3 separate regions of the Homo sapiens genome follow, and regions 2 and 3 are each linked to region 1. A link is an interaction called in ENCODE POLR2A ChIA-PET data of the cell type or tissue named here. Cell type or tissue: OCI-LY7. All regions are shown on one strand.

Region 1 (2,500 bases):
TGACTTACTTCAATGACCTTGGGCTTACCCTTGTACTAGAGGCAGAATGTGTGTGGGCACATGTACCTGTGCATACTTTCAAGCTCTGGGGCCCGAAAAAGTCATTTATGTACTCTGGAGAGGTGAGAGAATACCATGACAGACAAATGAAGTTTGAGACACAGGATCCCATCCACCCACCCCTGCCCCAGGTTGGGATGTCCGAAACTAAGACACCCAAGACTCCCAAGAAAGGGAAGACAAAAGGCAGACATTCATACACAGGGCTCTAGCAGCAGCATTCTCTCACAAGAGTAGCAGGACCATTAACTTTATAAAAACAATAGCCAGGTTCCCTGAAGGCTGCAGATAGGGAAAACCTAGGTGGAGGTCTATATGCATTTCTAGGATATGCCAAGAAATTAAGGGGTGTGGCACTGGGCACTGGACATGTGAGGCAAAGTAGCGAGTGGCTGGGAATGAAGAATGTGTTTCTAATATTTACATTCAAGTTCTTTTTTGTTATTGTTGTTTATTTTATTTTCTTACAGTCAGGGTCTCACTGTCACCCAGGCTGAAGTACAATGGCTAGCTAGATCATGGCTCACTGCAGCCTCGACCTCCTGGGCTCAGATGATCTTCCCACCTCAGCTTCCCAAGTAGCTGGGACTACAGGCACATGCCACCATGCCCAGCTCGTTTTAATTTTTTTTGTAGGGATGGGGTCTTGCTGTGTTGCCCAGGCTGATCTCAAACTCCTAGGCTCAAGTGATCCTCCCACCTCAGCCTCCAAAAGTGCTGAGATTACAAGTGTGAGCCACTGTGCCTGGCCTATATTCAAGCTTTATACAAACACACATATACCCCTCTGCATATACACATATATACCCCGTAGCTATCAAAATACAGACCCATTTTTCTACAGGGGAGGGGAAGAAAAAAAGGAGAAAAGACAAAGAGGAATAATAAAGATCGTGGGGAGAGAACAACCCATGGGAAAGCCAGAAAAGAGAATTGAGAGACAGTTAGACCAGGGAGAAGCCTGGCAATTCCTACAGAGAGGACATGCCTAGGCAGGTAGTGGAGGGGAAGCAATGGTGAAATCAGGCCAGCAGCAGCACTGCATTAACACTTGAGTGATCAAACAAAGGGTAAAGCCATCAGGAAAGAAACTGACAGCTGCAGTCCTTAAATGCCCCAATTTAGAGACACAATGACTCCTTCTTCCATTGGCCATCCTCAAACCCAAGTCAGGAACATGCAGTGAGGCTAGACATAGACATAGACTTTCTAGACAGAGAACATACAAATAATTGTGGAACATAACAGAATCAGAAATGCCAACATAAATAAAACTTCAGAATTTGTAGGGTTTGAGCCTTGTGATGAAATCAACTAGTTGAAAAAACATTTTTTAAAAAATTTGATACAGAATATCTTATATATAAAATATACAAAACCTCAGTTTTATAAAATTATCATAAGCCCTCCATACTTTTACAAATCCTTCTCGGTCTTCAGATTCAGAAATGGTGTATCTATAATAGGAACTAATTCTGAAAGCACTTAAAAAGAACAATGTCAGGACAGCTAAATATATGACTTATAAAAATCACTAGTTCCTCCCACCTTGGTTCTGTTGACCTTAGTGGCCAAGTCCTTTTCCTGAGCTTTTAATAAACACATGCCTGTAAGCAAAGATACGCATAGTTAAATCTATACTTAGCATATTAACCCCCAGATGAGCATAAAGACATATGCTACCAGAGATCCAGGAAACAAGAATCTGGGTTTTGGGGCTTTCTGTATTGGGGGTGAATGTTCACCTTCCCACAAGAGTCTCACAATGGTGGCTTTCCCAGCCCTCTAGGAAGGGGCTTCCTCAAAAAAAGTAGCATCTCCAAACACTCATACATTGTGAAGCAACTCAAATTTCCAAGTAAAAAGATATTAAATGTATTAATAGAAAGGACTGCAGACTACCCTTAAAATATATATACGTGTATATATATATATATTTTTATGTATATGTGTGTATATATATATATATTTATGTATATGTGTGTATATATATATTTATATATGTGTGTGTATATATATTTATATATATGTGTATATATATTTATATATATGTGTATATATATTTATATATGTGTGTATATATATTTATATATATATGTGTGTATATATATATTTATATATATATATATATATATATATATATATATATATTCCCAGCTCTTTGGGAGGCTGAGGTGGAAGGATCACCTAGGTCAGGAGTTCATGACCAGCCTGGCCAACATGGTAAAACCCCATCTCTACTAAAAATACAAAAAAATTAGCCAGGCATGGTGGCATGTGCCTGTAATCCCAGCTACTTGGGAGGCTGAGGCAGGAGAATCACTTGAACCTGGGAGGGGGAGGCTGCAGTTAGCCAAGATTGCACCATGCCACTCCAGCCTGGGAGACCAAAAAAAAAAAAAAAAAAGCAAACAAACAACACAAGAGGAAATGATCTTCT
Region 2 (2,500 bases), 200 kb before region 1:
GATTTGGACAATCTGTTTGTCACTCTGAGCCTGTGTTATATGATTTCTGCTGATTCCATCAGGTGCCTTTTTTTCTTTTTTTTTCTTTTTTTTTTTTTTTTTTTTTTTTTTTTGGTAAGCCTTGGCCCATCTCTTAAGAGCTCAAAGAATATGCCTGGGAGCAAAGGAACCACCAGCTCAGTTAGGTTGAAACCAGTTAGCCATTGTAGTACTACTTAGTGCTGTCTTGGTTAATTGATTAACTTCCCCTTTAAAATGTGTGTGTATTTTCTACATAGGTTTTTGGTTCACATTTGTTTTTCCCAGGACCTTAATACTTTCTATGCTATGATGGTCACCATTAGAAAGTAATTGCATGCCTGATGATGGAAATAATCAACAAAGATGACCACTGATGTGTCTCTACATGTCATGATTGCCTTAGGGTTTCAATTCCTGTATTTTTTTCCCCTCTCATCCCATGCATCCCTTCCCATGCTTCCTTTGTGAATTAAGATAAAAGGAACAAGAAACCAGGAAGTCTTCCTTCCACCTGACTTCTGACTACACATAACCACACAAACAGCCTATTTTGATCAGTTTCCTCCAGTCTCCATCATAGGTGTTTGATCTATAGTTTAGATACCAAGTCCTCGATAGTAGAACTCATGTATAGCTAAGCGCTACACATAGCTCTTGATGCAATGCAAGGACTTCCAACTGACCAAGTGTAACCATGACACACTGGTCAGAAGCAAGTCAGACTCAGGTTCCAGCTCCTAGTCCTAACATTGTGATGATGTGGCTATTACTGGACATGTGCATAAACATATTGTTGGAGGTGCTGGGAATATTGGAATTAGAATGTACCTACATGACCTCAGCTTTGGGTGGTATTAAAGCTTTTTGCTTTTTGTGATAAACAATAGGAGGCTGCTTATTTCCTCTAAGAGACTTTTTTGAGGTTTTTCTGACAGTAAGGTGGCACGGGCAGGGAACTTCCTTCCAAAGCCACTTCTCAGCCTCTGTTCTATGAGTTTTCTTCCTCTTCATTCCTGTCTTCTGCCTCCGTTCCTTCTGGCTGTCCCTCCTCTAGCTCTGCTTCTAATTGCCTGAGGAGGCACTGCAGGGTCTATCCTGTGGGAATCCAGTTTGCAATGACTCTTTTGGTCTATGAAACACCTATTATCGGTTCCTCAGATTTGAATACCTAGACAGATGTATGTGCTCCCTTAAGGGACAAGTACTGTGGCATGCGGAGTGTGGTACACCAAGCCTAATCTTCTGTTCTGTGGATGTTGGTGCTCAGTTGCTAGTCTTGGTTGACTGGACAATTCCCACGTAGCTTTTGCTTAATGTCTGAATCATTGGAAGGAGAAGGACTTTGGTCTGTCTTTCTCCTTTTGTAACTTCCTCTTTTTGCACTTTATGTGAGATTACGAGTGAGTGTGATTTCAGATGAGAAACACTTAACAGTGAGTCAGGGAGATGAAATTTCACTGAGATGCGGAACACAGGAAGAGAAAATGTGTGAAAAATCACGTTGACGGGGTTGTCTTGGTAGCTAGTAAAGCAGAGAAAGGAAATTCCCGCACAGCAGGCTTTAATAAAATTGGCAGGCAGGAATGTCACACTGTGTGAGAATATTGGTGAGGAATCTAGGGATGGAGAGCAAGTAAAGGAATCATAAGGGCCTTCTTATATTGGACATTCTTTCTCTGCACCTAATTTACTCTAAACGAGTTTGCAGATGAGAATTGTTTTCCCATGAATTTGCATCAGTAGATTTAAGAGCATGGATGCGCACACCCCAACACAAGGTGTCAACCAAATATTAGGCAATGTTATGGCTTATTAACGATTTTCAATCCAAGGATAGTTAATGAAGAGTGGACATTTATGTCTGTGTATAAAAAGCAGTATATGGAAACTCAAATTCCCAGTGGAAATAAAACAAGACATCGTCATTATTTAACAAAAGAATTCACCGTGTAATTCTATATAAGACAAACGCACTCACACATTCTTTAAGGACTTTAAAAATATCCTTTGATTTCCATGCAACTTTTCTGGACTTTTTATATCTACCACATAAAGCAAGCCTGTTACCGAGATAAATGTGGAAGTTCTATGTCCTTATTGCCTGGGTCACTTTACCAATGATCCACCACTTACTTATTCGTTTTATTAAATATATTCTGTCTTAAATCTATTGATGCAAATTCATGGGAAAACACTTCTTATCTGGAAACTCATTTAGAGTAAATTCGGTGCAGAGAAAGCATGCCCAGCATCAGAAGGCCCTTATGATCCCTTTACTTACTCTCCATCGCTAGATTCCTCACCAATATTCTCACACAGTCCGATATCCCTGCCTGCCAATTTCATTAAAACCTGCTGTGCAGGAAACCTACCAGTGTGTAAGATTCTTGAGAATAGACCATTGTCTGTTTTGTTCATGTACGTATCACAAATGTTTAGAACACTTGTGGCACATAGTAGGTGCTTCATAAATATTTAC
Region 3 (2,500 bases), 78 kb before region 1:
TCCTGCAACTGAACATTATCAGTTTTTCATATCATTTATTTGTGGCAAAATGAGAAAACATATCCATAGCAAGGACTATGTACAGGAAAGTTCTCTGAGTGGCCTTGCACTGACTCAGTTATGCTCTTTCTTGCTTGTAGCTCTCAAGAATAACTGTACCAGTGTGCTAGGAATGCAACATCCTGAGATAAGAGGGGACCTGGCTGAAACAGCTGGACTTAGTTCCAATGTCCCCAGAACAGGATGTCCTTCAACACTTTAGCCCAGAAGATCTCATGACTCAGGGTATAAAACCCAGGGTGGGTGGATCTCCAGGGTCCCTCAGCTGGGGTACAAGTGGGGCATGCAGGGACAAGATTCCATCTTTCCTTGGCAGCTTGCTTGAACCATGGGGGACCAGCTAGCTAGCAATTAATTCTAGGATTATGTTATTCCTTGATGCCTATCTATAGATAATAAACCCGCTTTGTATAACTTGTGTGCTTGGGTGTTCTGTCTCACTAGACTCAGAGAAGTTGGTAACCAGTGCATAGTGAACTTGCTTCACACTATGTCATTTATTTGTTTATTTATTTATGTATTTTAGTGACCTGATCTTCCTATGGTGCCCAGGTTAGACTCCAACTCCCTAGCTCATGGGATCCTCCTGCCTCCACCTCCCAAGTAGCTGAGACTACAGGTGCACGTTACCATGCCCAGCTATTGCTTTTAACACATCCCACCCATGCTTTCAGTTAAACAATTATTCTATCTCCCTGAATTGCGTGACATTTTCCAAAAAAAGAATCATCAAATGAATCCTTTCAAAAGAAATCAAGCATCTCTTGCATCCTCACCCTGCAGCATTAAGATGCAGGCCTGCCAGCGAGGGGGTGAAATCTTCACCCTCACCTTTCAGGGAAGTGCAGGGTAGGCTACCACCTGCACTGCAAAGTTTATCCAACATGAGAGTTCCTTTGGCAGGGAACATTAACCGCTGACTTATGCTTGTCACTGCATAGGTAAAGGACACTGATACAGGTAAAGAAGTCTGCATGTGCACTGTCATGACCAATGCCTTACAGCGGCTACTCAGATTCCTCTTTACTTACTGTGTCACCATCCAGTGGGGAAAAGCACCTCAGTATTAATCCTAGTTACACATACTCTAACAGGACATGATCTTAACCATTAGGGCAGTATTAATTAAGGTATCTTGCAGAGATCCTGCTCATTATATATTTAAAAACAAGATGAGGTTTCATTAACTCTTTTACTTTCAATCATCTTCAAACTCAGCTCCTAGAAAGCAAACTGGGTTCCATACTTGCTTAAGGCTTAAGAACACATTTTACATTTATTCTCATTCAAGCCACATTGTGATATGAAGTGATTTATGAATTAGAGAGCACATGTGTTATCAGAATTCCGTAATAAAATGTTCAGAGACTCTTGGCTTTGTCACCATTAGGGACAGGACATAGGCTTGCTTTTCCATGGTCTGGCCAAACGGCCTCCAACGACAGGACAAGTCCCCACCTCCAGGCATATTAAAAATTATAACATGGTATATACTTCAGGCAGCAGAACTCTTAATTCTAGCATTTTCTCAAGGCAATACAGACGGCCCCTCCCTCCCTCCTTCCTCCCTTCCTTCCATGGAGTTCCGCTCTTGTTGCCCAGGCTGAAGTGCAATGGCGTGATCTCAGCTCACCACAACCTCTGCCTCCCGGGTTCAAGTGATTCTCCTGCCTCAGCATCCTGAGTAGCTGGGATTACAGGTGTCCACCACCATGCCTGGCTACTTTTTGTATTTTTAGTAGAGACGGGTTTCACCATGTTGGCCAAGCTGGTCCGGAACTCCTAACCTCAGGTGATCCACCTGCCTTGGCCTCCCAAAGTGCTGGGATTACAGGCATGAGCCACCGCACCCAGACTGTTCTTTCTTTTTTCTTGGTGACTGGAATAAGGGAAGTCTGCAATTTTTATGACTTTATATGTGTATCCACAAAATCTATGTGCAAAGATTGCCTCTTCAGAGGGGAACTGAATAGTTGGAAAATAGGAGTGGGAAGAAGACATGTTTTTCACTGTATACCCTTTTATAGCTTTTAAGTTTTGTATCAGGTATATGTATTATACATTCAAATACTAAAAATTAAATTAATTAATTTTTTGAGACAGAGTCTCACCCTGTCGCCCAGGCTAGAGTGTGCAGTGGTGCAATCTCGGCTCACTGCAACCTCCGCCTCCAGGGATCAAGCGATTCTCATGCTTCAGCCTCCCGAGTAGCTGGGATTACAGGTGCGCGCCACTATGCCAGGCTAATTTTTGTATTTTTATTCGAGACAGGGTTTCGCCATATTGGCCAGGCTGGTCTCAAACTCTTGGCCTCAAGTAATCTGCTCACCTCTGCCTCCCAAAGTGCTGGAATTACAGGTATGAGCCACCACCCCTGGCCTAAAAATGTAATTTTAAAAGTACAAATAAAAGCAAAACAACTACAAACTTTCCTAAACCA

What was found. Peaks named below come from ENCODE experiments on the same cell type or tissue, not always from the same donor. Only the 100,000 strongest peaks of a DNase experiment are listed, where the experiment ranks them.
Region 2: POLR2A ChIA-PET joins it to region 1 with 6 read pairs; 3 of 35 experiments call an interaction of 5 or more read pairs at or near these places.
Region 3: POLR2A ChIA-PET joins it to region 1 with 5 read pairs; 7 of 35 experiments call an interaction of 5 or more read pairs at or near these places.

What each region holds. Positions count from the first base shown.
Region 1 is chr5:107,567,386-107,569,885 of GRCh38, forward strand. All of the region lies in intron 1 of EFNA5 (ephrin A5), which reads right to left. Among named protein-coding and RNA genes, the nearest start is that of EFNA5, 100 kb to the right of the region's middle. RefSeq lists enhancers at 818-1,157, 871-1,406. In OCI-LY7, no CTCF peak of the experiment used is centred here; a DNase peak (open chromatin) is centred at 1,126; H3K4me3 peaks cover 789 bases; H3K27ac peaks cover 2,249 bases.
Region 2 is chr5:107,364,465-107,366,964 of GRCh38, forward strand. No RefSeq gene overlaps it. Among named protein-coding and RNA genes, the nearest start is that of EFNA5, 310 kb to the right of the region's middle. In OCI-LY7, no CTCF peak of the experiment used is centred here; a DNase peak (open chromatin) is centred at 1,417.
Region 3 is chr5:107,489,695-107,492,194 of GRCh38, forward strand. The region is part of intron 1 of EFNA5 (ephrin A5); the gene reads right to left. Among named protein-coding and RNA genes, the nearest start is that of EFNA5, 180 kb to the right of the region's middle. In OCI-LY7, no CTCF peak of the experiment used is centred here; no DNase peak of the experiment used is centred here.